Regions from separate parts of the Homo sapiens genome. Here region 2 is linked to region 1. Evidence: chromatin contacts called from ENCODE Hi-C or POLR2A ChIA-PET data. All regions are on one chromosome and are shown on one strand. Each heading gives the region's core, a stretch centred on a gene start or an enhancer-like site at or near the end of the contact. The rest is flanking DNA. Distances are from core to core; before and after follow the strand shown.

Region 1 (4,400 bases), core at 628-3,127:
AATAGGACACGAAGCACTTAGAAATCAAGAAAGACAAAAGATTAAGGCAATTAGGAAGTTTCTGAAGGTAAGATTGACAATGGAATTAGACATCACTTGTAAATATCTAAAGCTCACTTTTAGAATACCAGCCACCTATCAAACTATGTACAAACCTTCATAAGTCTGTAGCATTTCTGGAACAAACCTTGAAATCTAACACATAAAAACAGGAAAGTTTTTTTAAATTGTTGCAATTTTAGTCTCAAAGATATGGATAACACATGGTGCTTTCTATGAAAAAATTATGAGTTGTCCCTATAATTACTTTGCTTTTCAACCTCCACACCTTCCCTCTTCCTTTGCCTCTGTGTAGATGAGGCTCCATCTAGCCCTTTCTGCTTTGGGTCTGTCCCTAACTGTCCATCTCTGGGTTTCTTCTATGAGTATTTTTCTTTTTGTGTTCTATCTCTACCTCTAGCTGTCTCATTTAACTGGTGCATAACATAGAAACAATTTTTACTAGTGGGGGACAAAAGACTAGGGGGGAATGCACTTTTCAATAAGTTAATGCATTTATTGAACAGCTTTTTCTCCCCCTAGTCTTCATTTAGAAATCCAATAAATCTATTAGGATCTTAGAAATTCTGGTTAATGTAGACTTTAAACCACCACACTTAATGGGTTTACTTAGTTAAATAAATATTCATATTAGAAGTATAAGAGTAATTACCAAAAAATAAAAATAGAATTTCAAATCAGTAGAGGGGAAAATAAAGAGTGTGGATGATGCAACTGAAGAAGAAAGGAAGGAGAGGAGAAATAAAGGATATAAAGAAAGGAAGAAGGAAGAAGAAAGAAGAAAAAAGGAAGCAAAGAAAAAGCTGGCAGAAAAATATGCCCAAAATAAAGATGACCAATGTAAGTCCAAACAGATCAGAGTTTCTTAACTTTACTAATATTGACATTTTGGATGCTGTAGTTATTTGTTGTGGAGGGTTGTTCTGAGCACTGTAGGATGTGTAGTAGCATCTCTGGTCTCTACCCACCAGACGCCAGTAGCACCACCCCAGTTGTGGCAAACAAAAATGTCTCTAGACATTGTCAAATGGAAATCTTCCTCAGTCAAGAAGAACTTAAATAAATCAATAGCCATAATAAATATAATCAAATTAAAATTTGTCTGTTAAAAGAAAGACTTTCATGTTCCTCAAAACAACAACAAAATCCTACTAAGATACACCAAAAACATAATGATGACACACAAAAAATGGAAAGTAAAGAGTGCAGAAATATATAGAGTGGGAGTACTAAGAGAGGCTTGCTGTAATAATATTAATATTAGAAGATGTATTTTGAGGTTTTAGGTCAGGATGGCTGACTAGATGCAGGTATTGCGTGCTGCCTCCATGGAGAAGAGCCAGAATAGTAAGCAGATACTCACAGTTCAAACAGGTAATCTAGGAGAGAATGCTTGGATTCATTAGAGAAGAGACATGAAGTACCAGAAGTAAGTAAGGAGAGGGTTCAAGTTAGCTTGCGCAGCCAGGAACTGACTGGGCTGGGAGATGGTCCTGGATGCAGGGAAACAGTAAGAGGGAAATCCCTGGAGCTCCAAAACAGGGTTTTAAGATCTTGGCTACAGGAGAAACCCTTGACCCACTAGGGCCTTGTGCCTGACATATGGAACTGCCTAAAGATTGTACAGAGACATTTCTCTAGAAAGGGAACCCACACACAATCCCACAGGAATCCGAGCCTGGTGCAGCCTCAGCTGGGTGCCATTTTGAGAACCCAGATCCTGGGGATTTACAGACACAGCTGCAGCCACTGTGCTGCTCCAGGGAGGGAGAGGGGAGAACGGGCACACTCATGCACCCCCTAGAGGGTACTTGCTGCCCTGCTATGAGCTGCTGTTGAGACTGAGATATGAGTTGACCACACTTCTCACAGCTTCCTGCTTATGCTGCTTGCCTGAATGGTGCCCCACCCTCTTTAGCCCCAGGCCCAAGGTGCCCTTTTGAGAGTTTAATGCTGGGCTGAGCTCCATGCTTTGTTTAGTTTGGGCTGATGTGGCTGTAGCCTCTGCTTGGCTAAGGAAGAACAGGGAGACCAGGTCATCCTACTCATACCTAGGACAATACTCACAGCTCTGTAGCAGGCTGCTGTGAGACAGATGTGAATGAACCACACTCCCCACAGCTTCTTGATCATGCTGCCTGCCTGGGCAGTGATCCGCCCTCCCTGTTTTCAGGCCCAAGGCACCATTTTGAGAATGTAGTGCTGAGCTGTGCCTCATCCTTGGCCTGAGTTTGGGCTGATGTGACTGCTGCTGCCACCCAGCCAAGCAGGGAAAGGGGACCAAGGCTCTCCTATATATACCTAGGACAATGTCCAATGCCTTGCTACGAGCTGCTATGAGACTGAGACTTGAGTGGACCACACTCCTCACAGCTTCTCGTCCATGCTGCTCGCCTGAGAGGGGCTCCCCACTCTCTAGGTGCAAGCCCATGGCTGACACCATTTTGAGAGGTTAGAGCCATTGTTTGGTAACCTGGCAGCGGTGGCCACAGCAAGCATTTTGGTCTTAGGTGAGATTAAAGTGCTTGTTCTGGAAGGGGAGAAGGGTCCCCACAGGCAGAATTGAGCAGTGAGTGTGGAGAGTGCCCCAGTAGTAGGTGGTGGAATTACGCTCTCTCCCATCACAAGACTGGAGTGGGAGGAGAGTTGCTGAAGCTGAGGTTTTTCCCAGAGGGCAAGACTTTCAGTCAGAGACAGCTTTGCAACCTAGAACTGGTCTGCATGGGTCATAACGGGGTGTCCCAGCCTGTTTCCTTGGTCAGTTGGGGAACAGTGCCCCACCAGCTCTGAGGCGTGGGAGGGAGGCAGACTCCACTCCCCTGGAGATCTAACCCTTGCTGCAGACTGTCCCTAAAGGAGGGGAGAGTGCAGCCCACCAAAGACCCCCTTGGATAAAAGAAAACATGGGTGCAGTGCCAGCCACTGAAGGTGGTACCACCAAAGCCTGGGAATGGACATGGAGAGGGGGTCACACTTGCTCCGCCACCCTTCTTCTCAGTGCCCTGTCATGGATTTGGAAGTGACTCTTCACTTTGGAGTCTGGGGAATGCGGGTTGAAAGAGTCTGTGTCTCAAGCTTCTCCAGCAGCTCTGCCCTACTGAGGGTGAATGTGCTCTGCAGAGGTGCTTTTTGTACTTCTCTAGTGCTTCCACCCCTGCTTGTACCCATCAGTTCTTACTCTTAAGCACCATCTACTAGACTGCATCCTGAATTACGCCACCAAATAAAATTACATTGCTACAACAAACAACCTCTGAGAAAGTCACTGCATGAACCTACTTGCAACCAAGGAACCTGTACAGAGAGTTGGCACTCTGAAAGCACCTAGAAATGAAGCCAATTAATCATACACAATATACATCACAGTCATACCCCCAAGGGAAAAACGAATAAACAAGAAGCCCCAACCAAGTGATACCAAATTAAAAAAAAAAAAAAGAGAAGTATCAGCTCTCTCAGATGAGGAGTAACCAGTGCAGAACCCCAGCAATACAAAAAGACAGAGTGTTTCATCACCTCCAAAGGATCCCACTAGCTCCCAAGCAATGGATCCTAACCAGAATGAAATGTCTGAAATGACAGATATAGAATTCAGAATATGATGCAAAGAAACTCAATGAGATCCAGGAGAAAGTTGAAATCCCACACAAAGAAGCCAGAAAAATGATCCAAGATATGAAAGACAACATAGCTATATTAAGAACAGAACAGAAGATATGAAAGACAACATAGCTATATTAAGAACAAAACCAACAGAAGTCCTGGAATTGAAAAATTCGCATCAGGAAATTCAAAATACAAATGGAAGCCTTAACAACAGACTAGACCAGGCAAAAGAAAGACTTTCAGAACTTGAAGACCAATCTGTCAAAATGACCCAGTCAGACAAAAGTAAAAAAGAATTTAAAAAATGAACAAAGCCTTTGAGAAATATGGGATTATGTAAAGTGACCAAACCTATGACTTACTGGCATTCATGAGAGAGAAGAAGAGAGAATAAGCAACTTGGAAAACATATTTGAGGATATAATTCAGGAAAATTTCCCCAATCTTGCTAGAGAGGTCGACATGCAAATACAAGAAATCCAGAGAACTTCTGTAAGATGCTACACAAGATGACAATTCCCAAGACACACTTGGGGATGGATAGGAGGGATAGGACTAACCCAAGTCCACGTGAAAGAGAACTTTAAAGGCACCTAGAGAAAAGGGTCATGTTGCTTATAAAGGGAAACCTATAAGACTAAAAACAGACTTTTCAGCACAAACCTTACAAGTCAGAAGAAACTGGGGCCTATTTTTAGTATTCTTAAAGATAATAAATGTCAGCCAAGAATTTC
Region 2 (4,094 bases), core at 293-2,792, 140 kb before region 1:
AACAACAGGAGAAAATAAACAAATTCAGCCATGTTTTGTGTGGCCAGAGAGAAGCCCAGCTCAGAGAGAAGCTGGGCGGGCTTCTCTGTGGCCACACGGATTGATTCATTTGGAGTGGGAGAGATAACATGAAATAATAGGTAATTACATCCTTTTGAGTTTTTTGTTTTGTTTTGTTTTGTTTTATTTTAAATAAGAGACAGGGTCTCACTTTGTGGCCCAGGCTGGAGTGCAGTGGTTCGATCTTAGCTCAGGGCAACTTACGTTCTTGATGCTTTTTGCTTTTCCCCCTCACAACCGAAAGAGAAAGTTTTTGCCAGCAGGTGGCAGCGCTGGTGCCTGAAAACGCCAAAAAGCATCGTCCTGGGTTGGCCCGGAGACTAACGATTGCCGCCGGGCTGACACGGGGCAGTCATCTGAAGACAGGAGACAGTCAATTCCAGAAAGCAAATCCCCACTCAAACTTAGAAAAAAGCGATTTTACAAAAACATCTGAACTCTAAATGTTGGTGGAGTTAAATCTCGAAAGACTTGGCTCTTCAAAGCCAGGGGTTCTTTACGGGAAAGTTGGAAATGGGCTTCAGAAAACCTCTCCCCGCATTGTATGCAAATCTGCCCCCCCCCTTTTCTTTTTCCCTGGGAGATCGTCCAGTTATCAGATTCTCAAAATGGACAGCGACTTAAAGCAATTAAAGACCACTGCGACAAATGCTCCTGCGAACACCACTCCGAAGTTAATGGCGCAGACGTCTGGACTTTAAAAGGTGGTGGTAAAGTGCGCTCAGGCATGGGTAGGAGGTGCGGCAGGCGGGGCACAGCTACTTGCTTTCATAATTTTTTTTTCTTCCTGATGGACCAATGCTGTGAAAAATCCTCAGTGGGGTTTTGGAGCCGAAAGGGAGCGACTGCAGTTTGCAGGCTTGCTATGTGTGCCAATCAAGGTGTTTCTCATAAATTTCCTCTTTTAATCCTTGCGGCAATCCTCTGAGTTCGGTGTTAACATCCTTAATATTATTCCTAAAAATCCATTAAGAGGGCTCTTAATGGAGTGCCAGCTTTTGTGGTCCTGGATTTTCAGTGGATGCACACACTGACCATTCCCCTCTCTCTTTTACATTCAAAACTTCCGTGAGATTTCCTTTGTTTAAATGAACTTTCCTTTATAGATAGCCTTTCATTTGTTTATTTTGTCTGCCTCTTTCAATCAAGAGGCACCCTCCCCTCACAATCGGCAGCATAAGCACAGACGTAAACGCAGGAACCAATGCGATTTTAGGTTGAATTTAGGACAGCGCTGGAACTTCACTTTACCCCTCTTGCGGTCACACGAGGTGGGCGGCGGCCCCGGCAGGGTTTGGGCGGGAGAAACGCGGTTCGGGACTCCGCTGCCGCCTAGGCGCGGGGCTGACCTGCGGGGGTGGGGTGGGGGGAGGGAGGTCGAGGCCCGGCCCCACGTGGCCGCTGCTGCCGGGCTCACCCCAGCCCCGCCCGGAGGCGCCCCGCGGCCCCGGCTAGCCAGGGCGGGCGGCCACCTCTGCCCTACTCCTTCCCTCCGCGTTCCGGGCCTCGGAGCCGCCTTGAGGAGGATGAGTCCCTGGAGCTGGTTCCTGCTGCAGACCCTCTGCCTCCTGCCCACGGGCGCAGCTTCGCGGCGCGGGGCGCCCGGCACCGCCAACTGCGAGCTCAAGCCCCAAGTAAGGCGCGCGTCGGGTGCTGGAGAGCCGGCCTCTCTGCACCTCCTTGGGATGGTTTCCCTCCGAACCCCGCGAAGCAGCGCTTTCGGACCCCGAGCCGACTTCCGCGGCTGGGCTTTCACCTAGCACCGCGGCGCTCCTTGCTCGCTCTCCTCTCCGTGCCCTCGGGTTCCCCTTTCCCGCGGGGGCGCAGCCCGCAGGCTCCAAGCGACTCAGTGCCCTGGCCTTTGCCCTCCGCCAGCCCAAGGGCGTCCGAGAGAGCCTCTGGGGTCTCGCCAGCCATTTTCGCGAGCTTTCGGGGGACGGATCCGCCAGGGAGTACCGGACCAGGAACTTGGGCACATTTATTTGAAGTTTCTTCTTCCCTCTCTTCCTTAAGAGTTTAATTTCACCTGCTCTTATCAAAATATTAACAGCGCCCTGAAGCTGCTTGGCTTAACCTTCATATGTTCAGTGCCTGAGTTAGAAGGGACTTTAGGGAGTTGAAGCCATTTCCCTTGTTTTTACCGATCTGGGAAACTGACACTCAGCGGGGGACCTGTGTGCTCCAGGTCACAGAGTGCGTTCGCGGAGTGACCACTGTCCGAGCCTTGCGTGTCCAGCCGGGCGCTTTAGATGTTCGCATCAACGTTTTGTGGGTGAGGGAAACCCAGGCAAGGGAGGCTCAGTGACCTGCCCGAGTCAACACAGCTCTATAGCGGACAGGTCTTGCGTCTCCGAGGCTGGACCTCTTTCGAGATGAATATTTCCTTCTCTGATCAGTTTTCCTACACTCAGAATTTTCTGTGGTTCTCGAGTCCCTCTCTTCTGAGTGCGGCATAGGTTGAATTTCGCGCATTTGTTCCGGTGGGTTTGATATCTGTGCGTCCCTGGCTCTGGAGAGGGCCATGCCAGGCTTATCCTTCTGGTGCGCCCGCGACGCGGGGGTGGGGGGGGTTGGGGGTGGGTTGAGGGAGTGGGGGCTGGAATTTAGAGGCCCACCTTTGATGACACCTGCGCAGCTCCCCGGTCTGCCTCCACCCCTGGCCATTCGCAATTTTATTCCTCATCCCAACTGCAGCAAAGCAGAGGACGGCCAAATAGAGCCGATCCTGGAGCTCCGGGCTGGGAAGACGCACGGTGTTCGCCTCTGTAAGGCGTCGCGGGGCTGCGGACGGCCCTCTACCAAGGCAGGAGGCGCGGCAGCTGGAGAGGGGAGTCTGCACCAGGCATGGTTTCAAACTCTGTTGCGGTGTGGCCGCTTCATGCTTGTTAGACAAGGCAGGAGTCCATCTCCTCACAAGAAAGCACATTGCCTTTCACTTCTGCAAAACCTATTACCGACTGGTAATTATGACGAGTGAGTCTGGATAAGATCTCTCTCCTTTAGAATCTGTCTTTATGAGTCCTTTATTCCATCGTCCTACCTTTTGGTCTCAGGACTCCTTTACGTTACAAAAAATTATCAAAGAAGCCCGGCATGGTAGCTCACTCCTGTAATCCCAGCACTTTGGGAGGCCAAGGCGGTGGATCACTTGAGCCCAGGAGTTGCAGACCAGCCTGGCCAACATGGCGAGACCCTTGTCTCTACAAAAAAATAAAAAAAATTACCAGCGTGGGGACATGTGCCTGCAGTCCCAGCTACTCCAGAGACTGAGGTGGAAGGAAACCTTGAGCCTGGGAGTGGAGGCCAGTGAGGTGTGATTGTGCCACTGCACTCCAGCTTGGGTGAAAGAGCGAGACCCTATATCCAAAAAAAAAAAAAAAAAAGTATTGAAAACCTCAAAGACTTTTACTTTATGTGAATTAATGGAGATAGTAGTAAAACACAACATAGCACACATTCCATTAGCCATCAGAGCAGTGACCTCATCACACACATGTAGCCTCCAGAAAATTCTACAGTACCTTGTGAGAAAATGAGGGTGAAAGGAAAATATCTTAGTTTTATAAAAACAGTTTTGACCTTATAGACTCCCTGAAAGGCTCTTGGGGACACCCACAGGTCCCTGGACCATACTTTGAGAATTGCTGTTCTATTCTGTGGGCAAACTCTGTCTTACCCCCTGCGGAATTGGGAAGGCCAATCAGCGGCACACATGCTGTATGTCTGACCCACATGCTGTAAGGGCATTGTGGTTGGGTTCCTCAGTGGGTTGGGGTCTTGAGATTCTAGAGTGGAAGTCCTGGGATCCAGCCTCCAATCCAGTGCAGCAGCCCCTATAGGATTCTGCAGGACTGTAGCCTTGAGAGCTGGTTTGGTTTTCATGGTTGGTTAATCATTAGAGAGGTCTTCTGAGCCCAAATTGGCCCCTAGACACTGCAGGGTTTACCCTGAGCACCACGCAGGTTGAGTCTCTTTCTTGTCAAACAGAACTCTTAGTGTTCTTTCCTATTCCTGCCTGCTGCCTTTTTTTTTTT

Evidence for each region. Hi-C counts contacts between places; a loop is a spot of excess contacts on that map. ChIA-PET counts read pairs that join two places held with the same protein, here RNA polymerase II (POLR2A). Pooled maps may share reads with other maps.
Region 2: a loop to region 1 is called in a map of natural killer cell, with 13 times the contacts of the local background. The contact joins the promoter of TRABD2A here to the enhancer-like site in region 1. A Hi-C loop is called at or near these places in 7 of 168 maps with a recorded cell type or tissue (B cell, CD4-positive, alpha-beta memory T cell, Caco-2 and 4 more), 4 of 37 single-sample maps with no recorded cell type and 15 of 50 pooled maps. POLR2A ChIA-PET finds 5 or more read pairs at or near these places in 11 of 52 experiments (CD4-positive, alpha-beta T cell, CD4-positive, alpha-beta memory T cell, CD8-positive, alpha-beta T cell and 8 more).

What each region holds. Positions count from the first base shown.
Region 1 is chr2:84,739,113-84,743,512 of GRCh38, reverse strand. The region is part of intron 62 of DNAH6 (dynein axonemal heavy chain 6); the gene reads right to left. Among named protein-coding and RNA genes, the nearest start is that of TRABD2A, 140 kb to the left of the region's middle. RefSeq lists an enhancer at 1,951-2,000. Within about 2 kb of position 1,877, at least 2 of the 41 ENCODE cell types and tissues checked have a DNase peak (open chromatin) inside an H3K27ac peak, as active enhancers do; they include CD8-positive, alpha-beta T cell and natural killer cell, where a contact is called at or near this core.
Region 2 is chr2:84,878,532-84,882,625 of GRCh38, reverse strand. TRABD2A (TraB domain containing 2A) reads left to right here and starts at 1,542. Exons shown (of 7, transcript NM_001277053.2): 1 at 1,542-1,694. The coding sequence starts at 1,587. RefSeq lists a silencer at 1,438-1,567 and enhancers at 1,297-1,797, 1,798-2,300.